Regions from separate parts of the Homo sapiens genome. Here regions 1 and 3 are each linked to region 2. The links are chromatin loops, found by intact Hi-C in ENCODE. Cell type or tissue: GM12878. All regions are shown on one strand.

Region 1 (5,000 bases), 580 kb after region 2:
CAGTGCAAGCCCTCAGCAGGTCTTGCCTGTAATCCCACAATCCTCTGTGAAACCAAGACCAGCCCCTCTCCAACCGTCTTTCTGCAGGAGTGAGCAGAGCCCAACCCAGGCACTAATCTTCAACACACCAAATCCTGGCACCTGCCTTTGCCACCTCATCAGTCATGCCATGGAGGGGAGCGTCAGGGCTACCCTACACCAGAGGAGCCCTCAACTAAACCTGCCCGCCCCACCCCATCCTGGGCACATGCCACTTGTTCCTCTTTGCTCACACACTTAGCACCCCAGAGCCCTTGGGAATGAATCCCCCACCACTACCACCAACTCTGATTTTGGCATGCCCCCCTCAAAAACCTATCCACGTTTATACCATCACTTGTATTTCACAAGAAGCTACTAGAGTTACAAAACACAATGACTGTGGTAGGCAGGATGGCTGCAGAGAGCAGGGTTCTGGCACCACCACTGTTCCACTGCAAGGGTGGAAGCTGGCTACAGAGCCTTTAGGAAGGAGGGAAGGCCCCATCCACAGCCGACAGGTTTTCCTTACAACAGCAAGGGCCTGGTTCCTGAAAAGCTGACTGTTGAGACAAGATCAGCCTCAAGAAAAGGAGGCAGGCCAAACAGGGTCACCTGTGCAGGGTAGGCTGGAGGGAGCCGGCCCTCAAGAGAGGCAGAGTCTGATCAAGTAGACAGGAGGGCCAGAGAGAAAAGGAGGAGCCTCACTCATGGAGGAGGAACAAGGTAGGCTGGAGGCAGGGACTTGTAGGCCTCAGACAGAAGGAAGCTGGTGAAGCTCCCATAGGCAAAATGCCCAGGAGCTCCGGCTAGAAGGCAGCAGGAGTGTGCAGTCCAGGCAAGAGGAAGAGATCCCCCACAGCACCTCCCTCTGCCCAGCTCAGACAAATGGGACAGTCAATCCCCAGGCTGATGGAGGCGGGAGCGAGAACCACAAAGTTGTCAGACTGGTTTGCCCAGGACAGGGAGAGCAGGGAACACAAATTGCAGCAGGAGCTCAGCTTCAGGGGGCAGAAAAAAGCAGCAAAATTGGTGGGCTGTAGGGAAACAAGGACCCAGGTCCATGCGATTTCCTGGGTGCAGAGGGGAAATCCAGCAGGCCAAGAGCAAGGGAGCCAAGGGACAAGGGGCCAGCAGATGCTGAAAAGGACCAAGGTTTCTGGAAAAAAAGAGAGTGACACTTACAAGAAGGGACACCTACAAGGAGAGAAACCTGTCCCCTACTCTTACACTGGCCCAAGCTCAGGACCACTCACACCTGTCTCCTGAGGGACAGGCCAGTGCAAGAAGAATGGACAGGACACTGCCAACCACGGGATACTGACAGAGATTCTGTCCCTCACCAAACTTTATTCCTCTGAGCCCTCTACTCATCTGGTCCTGACCTAGGGTTCCTAACTCCATTCTCTCTAAGAGCCTAGTTTTAGCAAAACTCCTGTTAACCAGAATCCCCCAACCTCAATATCTAATCACCCTGGATATCTGAACGTATTTCTCATCCTGTACTATCTCCCAGGTAAAACCTGATCACCCTGGCCTGCCTGCAGCAAGAATTCAGTTAGCTAAGTTTAGTAAAAATTTCCCTACCCTCTTAGAAATTTTCAGGAGCCCCCACACTCCGCTCCTTGGCTATAAGTTCCCACTTTTCTTTGTTGTATTTGGAGTTGGCCCACTCTCTCCCCTCTACTGCAAAATCCATTGCGATAATTCCTACATCTATCGTAATAGTCCTGATACAGTCTACCTTACCAGTTTAACAAGTGTCAGAATTAAGTTTTTCTTTCACCAGCTCCCTAAGTCTTCCTGGACCCACTGCTCCCACCCCTCACTCAGGGTGTGTAAATTACTTGGTCTGGGGCTGTGGCTGACCTCCCCTAACAAGCCCCAGAAAAAGACCCTGTCTGCCTGGCCCAGGGACACAGGAGAGGACCCTCAGCACAGCTGGTGGGCACCCAGACTGGGGACAGACACACTCCTACTGCTGAGAGTCCCATAGCATCCCCAGGATCACCACTCAGACCTCGGGGTACAAACAAGAGATTCGGGAGAGGCCCATTTCCTTCCACTGCTGTGGGGCCTCTCTCCTGGATGTTAGGGCTCCGAACTCCTCTCAAGGCCGTGCAGTGTACAGGAGCACAGGCCCAACAGCTGGGACTGTCAACGCATAGTCAGGCAGGAAAAACCCAGAGAAGGTTCACTAGCCCCTTGTTCCAGTCCCTCCCCAAACCTTACCCATGCAGGACAGCCCAACTCCAGCTCTCCCAAATGCCAGGAAACACAAAGACTCTGAGGCAGCACCAGGAGCTCACCTCTTACCAGAATCCCAGAAGCCACTTTAGAGACAACTGCCCCAGCTCTCAGGCTCCCAGCTCAGGCCAGCACAGCCTAAGGAGGGAGGAGCCAGTTCCTCCAGCTATCTAGCTGAAAGGCACAGGCTCTAGGCCTTCTCCCTGGCTGCTCAGTTGGGAGGCAGTACAGACCGCAAGGGGTGAAGAGTTTCAACCCCAGCCTGCCCAGGCCCACTTAAGCTCTGGTCTCCAGGCCTGGCCTGCTGCCTCCTAAAAGAAAACCACAGCCCCACCCAACCCTACCCAACCCCACCAAGCCCAAGGGCGGAGGAAGTGAGGTTCCCAGAATCAGCTGCTGGTGAACACTTGCTGAGTGCCGCCAGAGATGGCAGCTGTCTCACACCAGTGTCAGGCCTAACTCAGGGGCTTTGGATCTTGCTTCTCAGGGTACTAATGCTTCACTGCAACCCCGTGAGACAGAAAAGGCAGACTTGATTCTTCTCACTTTACAGATGAGAAAAGTAGACAACTTTTTTTTTCCAGGAAGAAAAAAAAAAAAAATCAAAGACTTGTGTAGGTCACTCAACTAGAAAGTAGGTGCAACTTGAAAGCTTGCCTCACCACCGTCCACTCTGCAAGCTGGACAGTGTTATTCATCTTCACATCTTCACGTTTAATTGAGAGCGGCACTGGACACTGCCCCCCTGCCAGGGCCTGCGCTCCACCAAAATGGCTACTTGCCCTGTCTAAATCAAAAGCATACGCAATTAAGGGAGAAAATGGATGTGGAGATATTATGAATAACCTCCCTGATTCACAGTTACAGAGGACACTACTATAATGGAAGATAAGCAAACTGAAACGCTGGCATTCACCTAGACCAAAGACTCTCAAAACTTCATTCTACGCAGCTCCCTGGGTACTCTGATAGCCTGCCAAGAGTGAGACCACTGCTGGAGACCACCACCACCTCTCAATCCACTGGCAGAAAAACGGAGGCCCTGGAAAAGGTGGAAATATGCCTAAGCAGAGTGAGTTAACCATGAAGCAGAAGAACCTGAGGCCTCACCACCTCCAACAGTGTCTGCTGGCCCCGAGGGAAATCACCAGAGACCAAGCAGGTGACCAGGCACAAAATCAAGAGCCACAGTGTGGCTGACTCTTCAAAATCCTACTAACGTGGCCTGAGGGGGAAAATTTAACTAACAGGGTTCCTACTCCCTTCTACAGACCAGGGATCTAGCCCCACACTCAATCCCATCCCCAGTGGGAGTCCACCTTCAGTCACCTCGCTACCACTGCTTTCTACACCCCTATGCCTGCAAGCTCAATCCCCGAGTCCCACAAAAGTGGGGAGGACCAGGCCTGCCTGGGTATCGCTACCTGCTCCTGCTTCTAGGAAAGGTGGCTGCCCCTACAGGCCACATCCAGGTAGCGGATGGAACATGCAAGATATCCAAGGACTGACACGGCAGGGCAGAGACAGGCAGCAGGAACCTAATCCCCTTCCCATAGGCATCTTAAAGGCCACCAGGACTCAGTGGCAGGACACAGGGATCATCATGTTCTCTGTCCCTCTGTCCAAGCCACCAGGGGTGTTCCCACTAATCACTATGGGTCCCCCCAGTGAGGACAACATAAAGCAGATAAGTGATGAACATGCAGTGTGAACAAGAAATAAACCTCTGTTGCTTTAAGCCTCTGAGACCTGGGGATTGCTGTTACCACAGCAAACCGTGATCTGTCCAGACAGACACAAGCAGTGACTCCCCAATCTTCTGCATGTGGTAGTGCTGGTCTTCCCATTCCCTGGCCTTAGGGAGACAGAAGCTCCATCACCAATCAGCGGGGGTTCCGGGGTACCTGCTATGTGCCCAGGCTGTGCTGGACAGATGAGATGTGTTCAGAGGCAGGGATACAAGGGCACCTTCACTGAAAACATTCATTAGTTCCACTGTGGGCCAGGCTTGTTTGGTATATGAATCCATTTTAATCACCTCTGAGAGGAACATATTGTCTAAATTAGAAATGAGAAAACCTGGTCCGGCACAGTGGCTCACGCCTGTAATCCCAGCACTTTGGGAGGCCGAGGCGGGCGGATCACTTGAGGTCAGGAGTTCAAGACCAGCCTGGCCAACATGGTGAAACCCCATCTCTACTAAAAATACAAAAATTAGCTGGGTGTGGTGGTGCACACCTGTAGTCCAAGCTACTTGGGAGGCTGAGGCAGGAGAAGAATCACTTGAACCCAGGAGGCGGAGGTTGCAGTGAGCCGAGATCACGCCACTGCACTCCAGCCTGGGCAATAGAGTGAGACTCAGTATCAAAAAAAAAGAAATGAGAAAACCCAGCTCATATTGAGACTTCAAGCAAGTTACTCTGTGACCTCTCGGGACCACAGTTTCCTCATCTGTAAAATGGAGCTGTTGACATCACGGTTGTTTTGCTTTTTGTTTTTTGTTTTTTGAGATGGAGTTTCATTCTTGTTGCCCAGGCTGGAGTGCAACGGCGCGATCTCAGCTCACTGCAACCTCCACCTCCCAGATTGAAGCAATTCTCCTGCCTCAGCCTCCCAAGTAGCTGGGATTATAGGCATGTGCCACCACGCCCAGCTAATTTTGTATTTTTCGTAGAGACAGGGTTTCACCGTGTTGGTCAGGCTGGTCTTGAACTCCTGACCTCAGGTGATCCACC
Region 2 (5,000 bases):
AATGCTCTTTCTGAATCTGTTGATAAAATCATGTTATTGTTCCTTGGCCTGTTAATATGATTTTATTGATTAATTTTACAATATTAAAACAACCTTGACCCCTGTAATAAAGCATACTTGGTCATAATGTATAATTCTTTTTATATATTGCTAAATTCACTAATGTCTTATTAAGGATTTCTGCATTATTTTTGAGAGGGATATTGATCTGTCATTTTCTTTTTTTAATCTGGTTTGGTTTGGTATCATGTTGTGCTGGTCTCATAAAAGATTATTCTCTTTCTGGCAGAGACTTTGTAGAATTGATGTTAATTCTATTTTAAACATCTGGTAAAATACTCTAGTAAAACCATCTAAACCTGGAGATTTCTTTTTGAGGGGTGTCTACTTATGAATTTAATTTCCATAATAATTACATGGCTATTTAAATTATCCATTTCATAATGAATGCATTGTGGTTGTTTGTGTTTTTAAGGATTGGTCCATTTTTTCAAAGTTGCTAAATTGATGGGTGTAAAGATGTTTACAGTATTTCCTTACTATTCTTTCCATTCCTTCAGAGTCTGTGGTAATATTTGCTATTTCATTCTTAATATTAGCATTTTGTGTCACCTTTTTTTAGTCATGCTAGAAGTTTGCAAATTTTATTGATATTTTCAAAGAAGCAGCTTTTTGTTTCACTGATTTTTTAAAAATTTTTTGTTTTCAATTTTGTTAATTTATAATTTTATCTTTATTATTTTCTTCCTTCTGCTTGCTTGGTCTACTTTGACTTTTTTTTTAAGTTTCTTGAGGGACTTAGATTATTGATTTTGGAACTTTACCCTTTTCTAATATAAGCATTTAGTCCTATGAATTTCCCTCACAGCATTGTTTTAGCTTAATACCACAAATTTAGATGTTGCATTTTCATTTCTATTCAGTCCAATGTATCTTTTAAATTTTCCTTTAAGACTTCTTCTTTGACTCATGGATTATTATGTAGTATGTTGTTTAGTTTCCAAGTGTTTGGATATTTTCTCATTGTCTTCCTGCAACTGATTTCTAGTTCGATTCCATTGTGATAAAGAAAGCAGTCTGTGTGGTTTTAATTCCTTTAAATTTCTCATTGTTTGCTTTATGGCCAAGGATATGTTCTATCTTGGTAATATGTTCTGTGGTAATTTGAAAAGGCTGTGTATTCTTCTGTGGTTGAGTGGAGTGTTCTATAAATGCAATTAGACCCTGTTGGTTGTTGGCGGCATCTGAACTTGTTCCTATATATCTTTGCTGAATTTGTGTCTAAGTTGTTTAATTAGTTATTGAGAAGGGATTTTAAAGACTCCAACTATAATTGTAAATTTGTCTATTTCTCCTTTAAGTTATATCACTTTTTGCTTCATATAGTTTGTAGCCTTTATATTAGGTGAATAAACATTAAGGATTACTATGTCTTCTAAAAAGATTGACCCTTTTATCATTAAATAATATTCCTTTCCATCTTAGACAATTTTCTTTGCTCTGAAGTCTACTTTATCTGATATTAATACAGTTACTCCTGCTTTCGATTAATGTTTGCTTGTTATATTGCTTTCACCTACTTATGATATTTGAAATCAATGTATTTAAACAACATACAGTTGGGTCATTTTTTTGTTTACATCCTGTTAATCTTTGTCTTATAATTGGTAGACTTAGACCATTTATACTTAGTGTAATTATTCATATGTTATGGCAAAAATTCATCATTTTTTAATAAACTTTTAATGTTAGAATAGTTTTCTATTTGCCAAAAAAGTGAAGATATTATATATACTCAACACCTGTTTCCCCCTATTATTAACATCTTACATTAGTATGACATGTTGGTTATAATTTGTGGATAAATATTGATATATTCACATTGGTGAATATTAAATAAAGTCCTTTCTCTGTATTCAGTTTCCTTAGTTTTAATGTTATTTTTCTGTTTTAGGATGCCATCCAGGAACCACATTACACTTAGTTGTTACGTTTCCCTAGGCTCCTCTTGACTGTGTCAGTTTCTCAGACTTCCATTGTTTTTGGTGTTTTTGACAGTTTGAGGAGTACTAGTCAGGTATTTCGTAAAATGTTCCTCAATTTGGCTTTGTCTGACATTTCTCTCAAGATTAGACTGGAGTTAAGAGTTTGGGGAAGGAAGACCACAGAAGTAAGCACCATTCTTATGACATCATATAAATGGTACTATCAACATAATTTGTCACTTTTAATGTTAACCTTGGTCACCTATGAGATAGTGTTTTGCATGTTTCTAAAGTGTAAACTCGTTCTCCCTGCCTGACTTCCATACACTACTCTTTGGAAGGACATGTGTGTCCCTCATACTTAAGTAGTAAGGAATATGCTCCACTTCCTTGAGGGTGAAATATCTATATAAATTTTTAAAATTCTTCTGTATGAGACATTTGTCTCTTCTCCACTCATTTATTTAATCGTTATTTACATCAGTATGAACTCACTATTATTTATTTTATACTTTGATTTATAATTCAATATTGCTTTAATTATGTATTTACTCAGATTACTCTAACTTTGGGCACTGGAAACATTTTCAATTGGTTCTTGTGTTCCTTTGGCATACTCATCATTGTGAGTTCATTGTTGTTGTTGTTGTTTCCTCTAGTTGATTTTTGGTTCTGCCTGAATTGTTCATCTACCCACATTTTTCTGCATCTGGGGATGATGCAAACCAAAACCAGAACATAACCACATTTTTCTTATTTCCCCTGAACCTCTCAGGAGGCTATTGTATATAGTACAACATTTCTGCAGATGCCATGGTAACAAGGATAGAGACTTCACAGCCCAGCGTCTGTCACACTGCTTCCCACGCTGTTCTTGGGTCACACCTACTATGGGGAATTTTTCAAGGTGGAAATCTCTTATAAAGATCTTGCCCCAACCTCCCAACCTCGCCAGCTGCTAAGGCTCCCAGAGTCTCCTCACATTTCCCTACAACTCCATCTGCTACCCACTCCCAAAACGTTAGATCTTTCAGACCAAGTTTCCACATCCCCACCCTCAGTTCACACCTTCTGAGTGCTGTCTTCCTCCCATCTGATGCCACCTTCCTCTAGAACATTCATAGGAAAGGGGGCTTGTCATCTCATGTGCATTCCAGTGTTTAAATTAAAATGCTGAATGATGGTTGTATAAATCCTCATAATCACAGTACTAAGCTCTTAACAAGCAGCTAAAAACACTCTAACTACTCTGTTGAATGGTTATGTTTTTCTGGCACCTATACCCCACAGGTATGACTGTGAGTACACTTCTTCTAGGACCTTGGCCCTGCCGGCATTGCCTCTACCCTAGCACCCCCATCAGACATCCATCCCCCCAAAAATGGCTGCACAGATGGCCATTTCTCTGTCCAACACAAGAATTTCTCTCCTTTGTGTCCCTTTCCTGCAGCTTGGCCATGTACCTCCTATCGCCACAGGGCATTGCCTTGAAGAGGCTCCATTCCAGTGAGACACACCTGGGTTGAAATCGCAGCTCAGAACTTCACAGTTGTGTGATCTTAGCCAGGTTCCATTTCCTTCAGAGCTTGAATTTTCTCATCTTTGAAACAAAGTGCCTCTGCTTTCGCCGTGATAAGGTAAGACTGTCTTCTATTCTGCTCTGAAACTTCATGATACACAGCTCAGCATGACAGCTTGTTCCACATGTTGAATAGCCACTGACTACTCACTCTTCTCTCTCTGCCCTGTGAACAGCAAACCCACCTCTCACCTGTTCCAACTCTCTCTGTACCTCTACTCTTCAATAAGCCACCCCAAACAACATGTCATTCCCCAAAAGGCCTTGACACGGGGAGTCAGTTGCTCTCTAAAATATTTTTCCTTTCCTGCTGGACAACCTGGAAAAATATAAACCTCCCTCCATCTGAAGTTCAAACATCACATTCACCTACTCACCTTCCCTGAAGTACCCACATATTCTTCTCATAAGAAACTAGTATAGACCCTATGACTACAAGAACCTCCTTAAAACATGATGCTGAGATTGGACTTCAATTGATTCCATCACCCAGGTACTGAGCATAGTACCCAATAGTTAGGTTTTCAATCCTTTCCCCTCTCCCTCCTTCCTTTCTTTTGGAGTCCCTAGTGTCTATTGTTGCCATCTTAATGTCCATGAGTACCCATTGTTTATCTCCCACTTATAAATGAGAACATGTGTATTTTGTATTCTGTTTCCATATTAATTCACTTAGGATAATGGCCTCCAGCTGCACCCATGTTGTTGCAAAGGACACAGTTTCATTCTTTTTTATGACTGCATAGTGTTCTGTGGTATATATGTACCATATTTTCCTTATCCAATTCACTGTTGAAGGGCACCTAGGTTGATTCCATGTCTTTGCTACTGTGAATAGTGCTACAATAAACATATGAGTGCATGTGTCTTTTTGGTAGAACAATTTATTTTTCTTTGAGTATAGACCCAGTAACAGGACTGATGATAGTTCTAAGTTCTTTGAGAAATCTCCAGAATGCTTTCCATAGTTGCTGAACTAATTTACATTCCTACCAACAGTGTGTAAGAGTTCCCTTTTTTTCCACAGCCTTGCCAGCATCTGCTGTTTTTTTCACATTTTATTACTAGCCATTCTGACTGATGTGAGATGGTATCTCACTGTGGTTTTGATTTGCATTTCTCTGATGCTTAGTGATGACGAGCATTTTTTCATACGCTTGCTGGTCGTGTGTATGTTTCCTTTTGAGAAGTGTCTGTTGTTTCTTTCGCCCATTATTAATGGGATTATTTGGATTTTGCTGATTCAATTGTTTAAGTTTCTTATTGATTCTGGATATCAGACCTTTGTCAGATGCATACTTTGAGAATATTTTTCCCATTCTGTAGATTGTCTGTTTACTCTGTTGATAGTTTCTTTTGCTGTGCAGAAGTTCTTTGGTTTAATTAGGTCTACTCGTCAATTTTTGGTTTTGTTGCAATTGCTTTTGAGGACTTAA
Region 3 (5,000 bases), 72 kb before region 2:
ACGTAAAGCCTGTACAGCAGACAGCCTGAGCCCTGTTTTTCACATTAAATAACAGTGCTTAAAGTTTAGCATTGTTTATAACAATAAAAAATTGGAAACAACTTTCAGGGCTCATAAAAGTGTTTGGAAAATTAAATGATGGCCAGTCCATAAAAGGAAAGAAACTAAAGCCATGAAAAATGATGATGCACAGGCGCATTTACTCGAAAACAATAAAAGGTATTCCATCAAATGAAAATAATGTCTTGCAAAACAGCATGTAATAGCATCCCACTGTTTATAAACCATACACAAAGATATATATTTTTTTCTAAGTGAACATGAGAAGGAAGAAGTCTTAAGGGGCACACCAAATGGTATTAACTCTTGAAAGCAGAATTATGGGTGATTTAGCCAGCATCTTTATACATTTCTTTATTGTCTAGTATTATGCTGCTTGTAGTATTCATAATCAGACTAAAATGTTTTCCTTTAAAAATTAATGTACAAATGAATAATATATTTGCTCTGTGTCTCTAAGACCTTACAATTATATTCCAGTCAAAACAATAACATAAAAGTGGAATATTTATTTGATAATTCTCCCTTTGTAATCAATCCCAAGACATTTCTCCACAAACAAAGTTTCAGTTTGGAAGGGATGATTCCTCCTAATGTGGGAATCTAATAAATTGGGAGATCTGGGGGGAAAACATGGATAAATACGGTTCTACTGAGTATGGTAAGCCACCGCCCCTTGAGTTTCCATAGTTTTGAGCTTCTTTCTGCCTCCCTGTTTATGCTGAGCAAAGTAAAGATACCGTAACATTTTCCAAATGGTTCTAGGAAACGTTAATTGTTTCGTAAACATGAAGATGCTACAGGCATAGCAAGTAGATAGGCACTTGCCCCAGTGGCACAACAGAATAGAACCAAAAATATTAGCGACATTTAAATCTAATTACATTTATATTATATTTTCAGTTTCAATTATTTTCTATAGAAGAGACAGCAATTCCAAACTTAGAAAATTACCATCATATTATATTTCAAAAAAACAAATTAAAATCCGAAAATTGCCTTGGAAAGCTAATCGTGTTATTTTTAATGACTATATCAATGAGTCCATGGAACTGGACCAGAATAGCATCATATTTTCACAACAGTGCGTCATCCCCAAAGTATTTTTGAATGGATTATCTTATCTCACAATGACCCATCGATCAAACCTTATAAGTAACTTATTGCATTTGAGAAACAGAACTCGTGCCTTCCTCTTTCTTGCAGAGCTGAAACTAAAATCTGAGTCTTCAGATCCTACTGAAATGATCTTTCCACTAGATTGGACCATCCTGCCTCCGAGGTCATTGAAAAGCCTTTTTACTAAGTACTGCTAAGCAATGAAAATAAATTGAATACATAAGCAAAGTCTTTCTCCAGAAGACCTAGATATAAACAATCCAATTTACATACTTAAGACCTGCAAACAGACGTATGGTCCCCTATATACCATATTTCTTATAATTGGTATTGAACACAAAGGAAGCAGAAGAGCAAGCAAGCTTGACTGATTGCATCAGGTCTCCAAACTAGAGGAGGGCTCCATTATAGGAAAGATAAGGTCTCAGTGTTCTGGTTAGTACTGTTAGCAATTCTACTAATAATATTCTAACTGAATGCATCCCCTGAAATGTGCACTTGAAACTCTGTATATGATTGTCATTCATTAGCTACAACTACCTAGCTGAGTCACATTCTATTGTTTATTGTGCCTACTGTTATCTCAAAGCCTGCAGCTGATGAAGCTAACTATTTAATTAGGGGCCTGCCCAGCCAGGCTGGTGATGAAATAGAAATTATGGTCACCGGGGGTAATGAAGATGAGAAGGAGGTAAATGTTTGCTTTCTGATTGCTCAGCATTCATCTGATAAGGTTTTGTGATATTTTTCTGATCTCCTCTCTTGCCAAAGTCAAATTTAAATCTAGGAGAAAGCTGTGGTGATGGGGAGAGTGAGGACAGCAAAACACACTGAAAGAACACTAAGAGATTATGATGCAGCAGAAAGGAGGTGGCTGGAACTCAGAACTGCCTCCAAGCCTGCTCCAGCCCAGACAGCCCTGAGTCATTGTGAGGCCTGTAAATGAGGAAGTTGTCCTGGTTCTTCAAGAGTGAACATCAGAATCGCCTGTGGCAATTTTCATAACCCTAAATGCTCAAGGCTCACCCTGGGCCCATGGAACAAGGGACATTCAGGTATATTTGACTTTAAACAATTTCATGGATGATTATGACGTACATCCATGGTTCAAAGTTATTGGACTGGATGAATTAACACCCCTTGCAGCTCTCAAAACTCATGAATTTCATATGGACTTTCTTACCACTGCATTTCCAAAAGAGCTTCCTTATACTAGAAGAATGACGGAAAATTCCTTGGCGTTACAAAAGCCAGTTTCTAGTAATTGTTTTTTGTTGTTTTTTTTGAGATGGAGTCTCACTCTGTCGCCCAGGCTGGAGTGCAGTGGTGTGATCTCAGCTCACTGCAACCTCCGCCTCCCGAGTTCAAGAGATTCTCCTGCCTCAGCCTCCCAAGTAGCTGGGATTACACGTGTGCGCCACCATGCCCAGCTAATTTTTTAATGTATTTTTTTATTAGAGATGGGGTTTCACCATATTGGCCAGGCTGGTCTTGAACTCCTGACCTTCTGCTCCACCCGCCTTGGCCTCCCAAAGTGCTGGGATTACAGGCGTGATAGTAATTGACTTTATACTGCAGATGGATATGCCATTCTCCAAATATTACTGCTAACTTGTATCAGGCCACCTAGCGGCAATAGAAAAGGAAAGCTGCTGGTGTCCTGCTTATAAATTAACAGTGAAAAAGGTAGATAATGAAATGCTCAGAAAATGGAAGAAAAATGAAGGATAACTTTAAAAATTAGCTTTCTGCTATCACCTCACACTATCCTTGCTTACCATAAAACCTTTGTAAGCAAGCACTAGCTGTCAGCTTCCTTAAGCCTAGAAGAGAGGTTACCCCTATAATCTAACCAAAGCCTTATAGAATCTCAAAGTTTGAATGCTGGACATCTCTGTAACACTGATCACATTACCAATATCCTGGTATCCCGTACTGTGAGAAGTTGAATAATATTCGTGTGTGTGTGTGTGTGTGCGTATTTAAGCCATTTTATTGATGTATAATTAACATATCAAAAGGAGAACCCATTTAATGGATACAATTTGATGAGTTTGCAGATAAGTATAAACTGGTGAAACCATCACCAGAATCTGTGTCATAGACCTCCATCAGCTCCAAAAGTTTCCTCCCACCCCTAGGAAAATTTTCTTTAATTGTAATTTCTGGAGGCATGTTCATCCTGAAATTCTCCTTGTCATTTCAAAGATAGTGTACTATTTTGCCAAGACTTACAAAGCCATGTTTGACTTTGTTTAATTAATTATTTATGAATACTGTAGTAGATTGCTAGGGCTCCCATAACAAAGTCCTAGGAACTAGATGGCTTAAAAAACAGTAATTTATTTTCTCATAGCTCTGGAATCCAGAAATCCAAGATCAAGGTTTCAGCAGGGTTGGTCCCTTCTGAGGGTCATGAAGGAAAGATCTGTTCCAGGCCTGTCTCCCTGGCATACAGTTGGCCATCTTCTCCCTATACCTTGGGGTCTTTCCTCTGTACATGTCTGTGTCCAAATTTCCTATTCTTTTTTCAAAACATTTTTTAGAATTTCAACTTTTATTTAGATTCTGGGGATACATGTCCAGGTTTGTTACACGTCTGTATTGCATGTTGCTGAGGTTTGGGGTAGGACAGATCCCATCATCACCCAGGTAGTGAGTATAGTACCCAATAGTTGGTGTTTCAACCCCTACCTCTTCCTCTCCCTCCCCCTTCTAGCAGTCCACAGTGTCTGTTGTTGCCATTTGTATGTCCATGAGTACTCAATGTTTAGCTCCCCCTTATAAGTAAAAACATATGATATTTGATTTCCTGCCTCTGTGTTAATTTGCTTACAAATTTCCTATTCTTATAGGACACAAATCTTATTGGACTAATGCCCAACCCAATGACCTCATTTTATCTTAATTACCTCTTTAAGATCCTATCTCCAAATATTGTCACCTTCTGAAGCACCGGGGCTTAGGACTTCAACATATGAATTTTAGGGCAGATACAATTTAGTTCATAACAAACACATCTTTCAAGAACATCTTTCCCTGATAACTATGGTTAGTAGTCAAACTGTCTGATGCTACCTGTCATCTGAGGGTCTGAGAAGCTGCAATTAAAACAATACAAGAATCTTTCTGTCATTGACAATTTTGACTTTAAGAAAATAAAATCTCACAGTTACTTTTATTTCTTTTCATCACTATTTCTCAGGGACATATGATGGACAGAAAGTTCAGCAGTGACAGTTAAAAATTCAGAGATTTAGAGACAAGCAACATGGGATATGTCCTGGCTCCAACTCTGAGGAGCTTTTGGTAGATTCTCTTAGTAAAATGTAGAAAATGTCAACTGAATACAATATTGTAAGAATTGAATTAGTTGATTATATGAGAGTGGTTTGTAAACTTAAAGTCCAATAGAAATTGCTTGTAAGAATGTGGCTTTTGGAGTTAGAAACTCTGAGTCCAAGTCTTATCTTGGCCACTTATTTGTTTATTCTTTGGGCAATTCACTTAACTTCTCTGAGACTCAGTTCCTCACCTCTATAAAAAGGGAATTGATGAAGTCTACCATTTCTAAGAAATATGTTTCTATAAAGGAAAAAGTAAGATATTTAAAAGTATAATATTAATCATATTAAATTATTATACGACTAAAATAATTTCTTTTATGAGCTCTGAGAATCTATGTGTACAACAGCCAGTGAAGCTCTCCCACCCCTGCAACCATCATGCCCAAAGGGAAGTACTGCTATTATTAGATTGATTATTAGATTGTAGGTTGCAAATATATAATACCTTTCTTTGATTAAGCAGGCCCTTTCTTA

Evidence for each region. Peaks named below come from ENCODE experiments on the same cell type or tissue, not always from the same donor. Only the 100,000 strongest peaks of a DNase experiment are listed, where the experiment ranks them.
Region 1: a loop joins it to region 2, with 4 times the contacts of the local background. A loop is called at or near these places in 1 of 110 quality-filtered maps.
Region 3: a loop joins it to region 2, with 3 times the contacts of the local background. A loop is called at or near these places in 1 of 110 quality-filtered maps.

The regions. Positions count from the first base shown.
Region 1 is chr10:80,456,835-80,461,834 of GRCh38, reverse strand. All of the region lies in intron 1 of TSPAN14 (tetraspanin 14), which reads right to left. Among named protein-coding and RNA genes, the nearest start is that of TSPAN14, 5.0 kb to the right of the region's middle. RefSeq lists enhancers at 650-729, 3,613-3,692. In GM12878, a CTCF peak has its summit at 2,682; DNase peaks (open chromatin) are centred at 2,654 and 4,694; H3K4me3 peaks cover 4,124 bases; H3K27ac peaks cover 3,715 bases.
Region 2 is chr10:81,034,242-81,039,241 of GRCh38, reverse strand. No RefSeq gene overlaps it. Among named protein-coding and RNA genes, the nearest start is that of LINC02655, 390 kb to the right of the region's middle. In GM12878, no CTCF peak of the experiment used is centred here; DNase peaks (open chromatin) are centred at 2,771, 3,619 and 4,737; H3K27ac peaks cover 749 bases.
Region 3 is chr10:81,105,812-81,110,811 of GRCh38, reverse strand. No RefSeq gene overlaps it. Among named protein-coding and RNA genes, the nearest start is that of LINC02655, 460 kb to the right of the region's middle. RefSeq lists an enhancer at 1,827-1,906. In GM12878, no CTCF peak of the experiment used is centred here; DNase peaks (open chromatin) are centred at 1,751 and 2,011; H3K27ac peaks cover 456 bases.